Linked DNA regions of Homo sapiens: region 1 is linked to region 2. A link is an interaction called in ENCODE POLR2A ChIA-PET data of the cell type or tissue named here. Cell type or tissue: MCF 10A. All regions are shown on one strand. Links, peaks and the distances in the headings refer to the core of each region. The heading gives the core; the rest is flanking DNA.

Region 1 (4,250 bases), core at 1-4,000, 97 kb before region 2:
AGATCAGGCCACTGCCACTCCAGCCTGGGTGACAGAGTAAGACTCCATCTCAAAAAAAAATTTTTTTTAATGGTCCCAGTCCAGTGCGGTGTCTCACGCCTATAATCCTAGCACTTTGGGAGGTCAAGGTGGGAGGATCACTTGAGGTGAGGAGTTCAAGACCAGCCTGGGCAACATAAGATTCCTCTCTCTACAAAAAATGTTAAAAATTGGCCAGATGTGGTGGCACGTGATTGTAGTCCCAGCTACTGGGGAGGCTGAGACAGGAAGATCACTTGAGTCCAGGAGGTGGAGACTGCAGTGAGTGAGCTATAATTGTACCACTGCACTCCAGCCTGGGCAACAGAGGGAGACTCTGTCTCTCTAAAAATAAGTAAATAACTAAAGTAAATCTTAATGTAATTATGTAACTTTTGGACTTCAGTTAACAATAATGTGTCAATATTGGCTCATAAACTTTTTTTTTTTTTTTTTTTGAGATGGAGTCTCGCTCTGTCACCCAGGCTGGAGTGCAGTGGCGTGATCTTGGCTCACTGCAACCTCCGTCTCCTAGGCTCAAGTGATTCTCCTGCCTCAGCCTCCTGAGTAGCTGGGATTACAGGCATATGCCACCACGCCCAGCTAATGTTTATATTTTTAGTAGAGACGGAGTTTATCTCAGTAAGACTTTCAAGCTCTGTGGTCACCGTTTGAAAAGCATTAGATACGCTGGGTGCAGTGGCTCACACCTGTAATCCTAGCACTTTGGGAGGCCGAGGTGGGAGTTTCATTTGAGCTCAGGAGTTTGAGACCAGCCTGGGCAACATAGTGAGACCTTGTCTATACAAAAAATGAACAAAATTAGCCAGGCGTGGTGGTGTGTACCTGTAGTCCCAGCTACTTGGGAGGCTGATGTAGGAGACTCGCTTGAGCCCAGGAGGTCAAGGCTGCAGTTAGCTGTGATCACCCCACTGCACTCCAGCCTGGACGACACAGTGAGACCCTGTCTCAAAAGAAAAAAAAGGAGGCGGGGGAAGAAAGAAAGAAAAGAAAGAAAAAGAAGGAAGGAAGGAAGGAAGGAAGGAGGAAAGGAGGGAGGGAGGGAGGGAGGGGAAAAAAGAAAAGAAAAAGAAAGAAAGGGAAAGTATTAGATAAGCAGTTGAGAAAGGAGCTGAGATCAGGAATTCAGTTCTGCATCTTCTCTGTGACTTCTCATTCATCTCTGGGTCAGTCATAGAGTCTCTCTTGTCTTAATTTTCTCATCTGTGAAATGGCTACCCCTTTATTTACCACCAGTGGTATTGAGAACCTTAATCAACATTTAGGAAATAATATGTCATCCTTATAACATGAGACCCATAATTGAAAGACTATACCATTATCATGGCCCATTTCATTTTATCTGGATTTTTTTTAACTAAGTTGGTTTTACATTTTGATGTGAATTTATATGCAGCACTATTGTTAAACTGAGTGTTGATTTTCACTCCCCAGAGAGTTTTCTCCTTCAGTAGTGGAAAAATGAAGTGTACATTATTGCAATAATAACACCCTTACTTGTGATCTTGTCATTTCACAAGATTCTTTTTTTTTTTTTTTTTTTTTTTCTGAGATGGAATCTTGCTCTGTCACCCAGGCTGGAGAGCAGTGGTGCAATCTTGGCTCACTGCAACCGTTGCTGCCGGGGCTTAAGTGTTTCTCCTGCCTCAGCCTCCTGAGAAGCTAGGATTACAGGTGCATGCCACCATGCCCAGCCTTTTTTTTATTATTATTTTTTTTTAGTAGAGATGGGGTTTCACCATGTTGGCCAGGCTGGTCTTGAACTCCTGACCTCAAGTGATGAGCCTGCCTTGGCCTCCCAAAGTGCTGGGATTACAGGTGTGAGCCACAGCACCCAGCCTCATAAGAATCTTGATACAGGAGTTGGGCTAAATTACTGCTGAGAGGAGAGACTTTCAGAGTAAAAGCATGTGCTGTAGGAACAAACTTAACTGCTGTTGTTTGCATTTTCCTTTTTCCACGTTCAATTCTTGAGAACCCAGGAGTAGATAAGGCCTAGCATCATATAGGTTCAAACACTTCTTTTTAATATAATAGCTGCTGTTTCTCCTCTAGCTGCTCCGCCAATCCTATGAGACTCCCTTCTTATAGTCCAGGGGGCACTTCCTGATATCTGGCCCCAGCTATTCCCTTTTTCTTGTTGGCTACTGAAGAAATAGTGGGCAAGAGCTTGTGGTTTAGATGAGCTGCCAATCCATACCTCAGCATGCATTCTTATCAACCAGTGTCAATTGTGATGACTCTTGGCAAAAGCTCTTTAATTTCTGTCTCCCATTGATATTTGCTACCATGCTCTCCTGCTGTGGCCAGAATTCAGTCCTAAGAAGTTACCACATGTGACTGGGTGCATTTTGTTAAATAATAACTTTATTGATATGTATACATCCATATGATGATGTAGATACAGATCATAAACACTACTTTATGCCATATATATATATATATATATATATCTGCACATGAGTGGTTCAAACTCCTTGACATAAAAACATATAGAATTTGGGCACAGTGGCTCATGCCTGTAATCCCAGCAGTTTGGTAGGCCAAAGTGGGAGGATCACTTGAGGCCAGGAGTTCAAGACCAGCCTGGGCAACATAGTGAGACCCTGTCTCTACAAAAAATCTTTAAAAATATTAGCAAAGTGTGGTGACACACCCCTGTATTCCCAGCTACTCAGGAGACAAAGATGGGAAGATTGCTTGATCCCAGGAGGTTGAAGTTATGCTGAGCTATGATCGTACCACTCCAACCTGGGTCACAAAGCAAGGCCCTGTCCCCCACAAAAACAAAAACAAAAACAAAAACATACAGAATTTCCATTTAGATTTTTTACAGCAGGGGAAAGCATGCTGATGTCAGTTCATTGGTAATTATTTTGCCCATAAGTACCTGTTGGAAAAAGGAAATCGTGAAAACATAAAGAATAAAATTACCATGAATCATACTAGTGATTTAAAGTAATACTATTATTACTTGTTTGATTTATACTAATTCACACTAGTGATTTATAGTAATAATTTATAGAATAACTTACTAGAGCATTATAGTTTTCCAAAATTATATGCATTCTATGTGAAAACAATAGGTTTACCTACTTTGGGAGATGGGGAAAAAAGCAAAGGGAAGATATGAATAGCACATATAAGCAAATAGTTAAGCTGTAATAAAACAACAAGATATTGTAGCAGAGTCAAACACTATTTTTATGTCCAAGAATAAAAATGTTTTGAAGAACTGTTTCAGATTTTCATATTTTATAGTAAAGCGATCATAAAGCTTTACTGCATGCTGAAATACTGAATGACAGTGTAGCAGTTACTGTCATCATTCCCTGAACTCTCTCTCTGTCCAGTGCTTTAGCCTTCTAAAGAAAAGGAATGTTGTATAATAAAGAATCTGGGCCAGGTGTGTGGGCTGATGCCTGTAATCCCAACACTTTGGGAGGCTAAGGCAGGGGAACTGCTTGAGCCTAGGAGTTTGAGACCAGCCTGGGCAACAAAGTGAGACCCTGTCTCTACAAGAAATTTTTATTACTATTTTTTAATTTTGTTTGAGACAGGGTCTCACTATGTTGCCTAGGCTGGTCTTGAACTCCTGGGCTCAAGTGATCCTCCTGCCTTGGCCTCCCTAAGTGCTGGTGCTGGATTACAGGCATGAGCCACTGCCCTCAGCTCTACAAAAAAAAAATTTTTTTTTTGAGTCGGAGTCTTGCTCTGTCACCTAGGTTGGAGTGCAGTGGCACAATCTCGGCTCACTGCAACCTCCACCTCCCGGGTTCAAGCAATTCTCCCTGCCTCAGCCTCCTGAGTAGCTGGGATTGCAAGCACCCGCCACCACGCCCGGCTAATTTTTATATTTTTAGTAGAGATGGGGTTTTGCCATGTTGGCCAGGCTCATCTTGAACTCCTGACCTCAGGTGATCCGCCCACCTCGGCCTCCCAAAGTGCTGGGATTACAGGCGTGAGCCATCATGCCCGGCCAACAAAAATTTTTTTAAAAAGGTTAGCCAGGCACCTATGGAGGAGACTGAGGTGGCTATGGAAGCAAAATTGGAGGAAGAAGTGACTACAGAAATGATCAGTACAATCGACCATACTGATGACTGTTTTGAATATTCCTTTGTCTCTGACATGATCCATAGTGAAATTGCCAGAGTTTTGCCTGCTGCTTTCCTCGTGGCCTCTTCTTGGGTAGTGAAATTAAGTGATTT
Region 2 (4,507 bases), core at 209-4,208:
ACCACTGCTTGACATCCACACAGACGGGTATTGACACAGTGACAGAGAGAGACCTGGTTTGGGGTCAGGAGGCTTAGATTTGAATCTTGACTCCTCAGTCATGAGTTCTGTGAACTGGGACAAGTTACTTTCAGAGCCAGCCTTTCTCGTTTCTCAGTTGGAAATAAGTGGTTATGCAGATAAGCAGTACTCTCGCATATTCGGCATGCAGCTAGTCCTGGTGGCACTTGCTTTTTACAAAGGTGTTTCTTTGGTCCCTGGATACAGGTCTCTTCCCACCCCAGGCTCTTAAGCTCCTCAAAGGCAGGAACCAGTGAGTGGCGGCTCCTGGACCAGACATCTGGTTGGTTACCTGACAAACAGTCCACTGCCCTCCGTCTTGGATCATGTTGTCTCCAGGCCCTGCTGCTCCCAGGCTCTGTGCAGGAACAGAAGGGAATTGAAGAAGCATTATTGGATAGTGGTATAAGAGCATGAAGATTCAGAATGGGTGACAACAATATGTGCTGGAGGGCCAGCTGGAGGAGGTAGGCCTTGAGGGAAAGCAGATTGTGAGAGTGGAGGCAGGGCTTCCAGGCAGAAGGAACAGCTCTAGGGGAGGCTCAAAGTCAGGGAGCTCCCCCAGGGGTTGCCTGTCCCCAGGGGTCACTTACCCCTAGTCCCTGCACGGGCTTCCTTGCATTATAATTAGCGTGTGTTTCTGTTTCTCTGTCTCCCCACCGGCCTGGAAGCTCTGTGTCTCCTGTGTCTCCCAGAGCCTGGCTTGCAGCAAGTGCTCAGCAAATGCTTGTGGAGCAGATGAAGGGTCAGCAGGCCCACCTGCAGAGCTGCAGCAGGGAGGGTGTGTGGTGGGGGAGTGGGCAGGGCAAGGCAATGGCAAGGGAGGCCCCTGTGAGTGGCCTCATCTGTATCTTTGGCCCAGGGCAGAGTCTGGCACTGGGGTGCTCAGGCACAGACTTCAGAGAGCCCTGCTCTAGCCCTGCTGGGGAGCCAGGCCTTTCCAGAAGGGAAGGGAGGTAGTGCAGCAGCCTCCAGTGGTGGGAGCTGTATAGGGCATAGAGACTGTTTTGAGGAGACAGAGCAAGGACCCCAGCGGTCCCAGGAGGCCCTCACCAGAGGGCCTCAGGAACATCTGCTGAGTCTCCTGCGGAGGAAGCCTAAACCTGCCTGCTTCTACCCTACTCCTGCTGGGATCCCTGGGTCCTGTTGGAATGGGTTTTCCAGGGCTGCCTGTGACTCTTCGTGGCCTTTGCCTAGGAGGAAGGCAGGCAGTCCCTTCAGTGCAGGCAAAAGCTGAGCCTGGAGGCTTAATCCTTTTCTGGCTTTGCTCATGACTGTTTTCTCTCTGCATTAGCAGCCCCCACCTCCCCCACCCCTGGCAAAACAAACCTGGCTATCCCAGCTTCCCATGGACACCCTGTGGGCATTTGTGGGGCTATGGGGGAGGGAGGCAATCAAGGTAGAAGACTGGACGGAGCCCTGAGAGTGCCTCATAAGCCCTGAAAGGATTCCTCTCTTACACATCCCTTTAAAAGCATCTCAGTGGTTGGCATTTTTACTGTGTAAGCTCAAACTTCAGGCAGCTTGAACCCTGGCCAAGCTTCTGATCCTGAGCAGCTTGATGGCTGAGACCCCTGGGACTCGTGACTCTCTGGCCTGTTGGCCTGGGCTCTGCTTTTCAGAGCTGAAGTTCAGTCCAGAGAAGTGATGGTCCAGGGACTGTCTGGATTGGGAATGGGCCGACCATAGGGCCTCTTGCCTGCTCTCTCATGCTCCCAGGGAAAATGACACTTGTGGGAGTCAGATCCACGTCTGTTGTATCAGAGCCTCCTTGTTTGCAAACCCCTTGAGAATAGTGCTTATGTGTCCAGTGGCTTGCAGAAATGGGGTACACTGGCCTTTGTGTGAAGTCCCAGTTGGTGGGGGTGCATGTAGCATTGCAGATGGGGTCCAGAGGGAAGGTTTGTCTAGGGCCTGGGCAACTCTAGCTGGCCCAAGATGGCAGTTCCAGGCCATTTACCGAGTCTGGCTATAGCTGGAGACCCCAGAATGTCTGAGAGAGCTTTTCAGGATGTGAGCCCAGATGAGGGGGCCAGCTGGGCCATGCTGTGCTCCTCTGGTGGGGGTGGCAGGGACTTGTTATGGCTCCCTGGCATCCTGGCCAGACCTTAGTGTCTTGAGGTCCAGCCATGTCAGGGCATGAGGTAAACAGACCCACAGGCTTGTGTCCCTGGCCACTGTCTAGGTGGGGGTAGAAGCCTAGAAAAGTGGGGTGGAGGGCAACAGTGGAGCTGGCACTTTTCCAGTTGGCCTGCATGTGTTGTGGGGCAGCAGGTGACAGTCAAGGGCAGGTGGCTTGTGGGCCAGCAGGGAGAAGGACTTGTGTTCCACATAGGTGTAGAGGGCCTGGGGCCAGGGGTAGGGTGGGATCCCGGGCTGGGCCTTTTCACTTCATCCCAGCATCTTGAGGAGCTCTCATGTGCACCAGAGAGCCCAGAAGTCAGGAGCAGGCAGGAGCCCAGGGCAGGAATGCGGGCTGTGTCGCCTCTGCCCAGGTGTGGCTCTGACTCACCTTGGGCGCAGTCTTGAATGAGCATCCTGACAGGCAGATACAAACCAAGTGCCAAGGTACAACGGTCTGCCAACCCTGCCCCGTGGAGCCTGCTGTCTGCTGGGGATGACAAAGCAGGCACCTGGGATTTAGTGTGCCATATACAGTGTGTTATAGGGGCTTGTAGTTCAGCTCCTGTCTCAGCTCTGGGGTCAGGTTTCCCAGTGGAAGCAGTGTCTGCAACCTGAAGGATTAATAGGACCTGGCCTGATGAAAAGAGTGAGAAGGTGTCCTAGGAAGGGGTACAGCCTGGCCAAAGACCTGGAAGCAAAGCGAGAAGAACACGTTGGAGGCCCTGGCTCAAGCACAGACTGTCGAGAGAGGTGGCAGGAGCCAAGGTCTGCAGGGACTTGTGGACAGGGCAGGGAGTTTAGACTTTGTCCTAAGACAGCTCAGAGAACTGACTCGCCTGGAGACTCAGTTTGGGCCTGTCTTGCCCTTGGGTGACAGACCCATGATCTTTGACTCCCCTCTTCCTAGTGCTGAGCTTGTGGGGCCTGCCCAGGCTATAAGAGTGGGAGCTTGGAGCATTAGCCTCCAAGGGCAGGGGGCCCTCGGGTCAGCTGTTATCCCCAGGTCAGAGCTGAGCCCCCGCAGCTGCTGAGATCAACTTGGCATCTCCTCCCTGGTCTGTGTGGCCTTGACTCACAATAGTCTTTTTTCTCAAATGGACACACTGATTGCCCCAAGCAGACTGGTGAGTGGCCCTGGTCCCACAGTGGCCACAGTCTGGCCCCTTGCCCTGTGGTGATGGCTCTCTGGCTTCTCCTGGGGTCAGCCAGCCAGTGTTGGGTGTGCAGCTGGGCTGCCGATGGCATTTGGGGAGCAGTGTGTGTTTGAGCTGACATCCCAGGAGAGCTGGTGTCACCATCAGCATTGAACACCCAAAGGCCTTTCCAGCACCTTCCCCTCATGTGTCTGCAAAACATATATGTGGGGTCAGCACTGTTTTTTATTTTTTTTTCCTGGTGCACACTGCTTTCTTCTATAGAGAGTAAGTGCTACTCACCATAGAACTTCCTGAAAGCCTGCTAGGTCCCAGGCCTTGGTCTTGATTGTTGCCTTGTCTTTGGCCCAGGGGTACCTGTGGGTCTGGTCAAGGATTGGTTGCTGCAGAGAGGAGCCTGGAGGAAGGGAAAAGTGAATAGAGCGTGACAGTCAAACAGACTGACAGGGCGGGTTGCCGTGTCTGGGGCCCCGTGGTGACTGTGGGTTTCCTTTTGCAGTGTTCCTGCATCCGTTGTCAGAGGCCCTGCAGCTGGTCCCAGGGCTGAGCTGCTGGCAGGAGTTCCTCATGACATCCTCTTCCCTGCAATCTCAGGGACTAGGCCCACAGGTCAGCAGCCTTTGGAGGTGTCGTCCTTCCTCTTCCTCACTGTGAGGAAGGGCAGTTTGATTTCCATCTGAGGGACAGGGCAGCGGGGGTGGGGTAGAAGAAATGAGAGGAAGTGGCGCAGTCCTGACCCCGAGTTGCAGGCTGGGAGAAGCCCATGGGGTCTGAGAGCTGGAGGCACCACCAGCAGCAACTGAGCCCGGGGTGGGGTTGCAGGAGCTGGAGAGTCCAGGCCTAGATCGGGGGCTAGAGTGGCCAGTGCAGGAGGAAGTGTTTCAGGCCTCCCTGCAGGTAGACCTCACACATCTGCTGACCCCTCTGTGGTGAGACCTTTTCCTGCTCTCCCTTCCTGGAAGGCCAAGGGTCTCAGCTGTATTTGGGGAGAATGGGAGAGAGTACCTGCCAAAGGTTCAGGCAGGGGTAAGGGGCTTCCCAGTGCCAATGAGAAGGGATATCTGATATCTGTGTCTAGAAAATCCTTGCTTGGAGGTGGTGTAGAGTGTGCTGTGGAAGGGAGGTGTATGAAGAGGGGTCTGGGGTCTTAGTGGCATATCTTGGGGATA

What was found. ChIA-PET counts read pairs that join two places held together with the same protein. Peaks named below come from ENCODE experiments on the same cell type or tissue, not always from the same donor. Only the 100,000 strongest peaks of a DNase experiment are listed, where the experiment ranks them.
Region 1: POLR2A ChIA-PET joins it to region 2 with 6 read pairs; 27 of 35 experiments call an interaction of 5 or more read pairs at or near these places.

Annotation. Positions count from the first base shown.
Region 1 is chr14:73,840,409-73,844,658 of GRCh38, reverse strand. No RefSeq gene overlaps it. Among named protein-coding and RNA genes, the nearest start is that of PTGR2, 9.3 kb to the left of the region's middle. In MCF 10A, for the core only: no CTCF peak of the experiment used is centred there; no DNase peak of the experiment used is centred there.
Region 2 is chr14:73,743,122-73,747,628 of GRCh38, reverse strand. The region is part of intron 1 of MIDEAS (mitotic deacetylase associated SANT domain protein); the gene reads left to right. LOC124903345 (a long non-coding RNA gene) reads right to left here. Exons shown (of 3, transcript XR_007064264.1): 2 at 3,621-3,735; 3 at 184-418. Among named protein-coding and RNA genes, the nearest start is that of MIR4505, 13 kb to the left of the region's middle. RefSeq lists enhancers at 139-652, 653-1,167 and a silencer at 3,729-4,023. In MCF 10A, for the core only: no CTCF peak of the experiment used is centred there; a DNase peak (open chromatin) is centred at 2,588.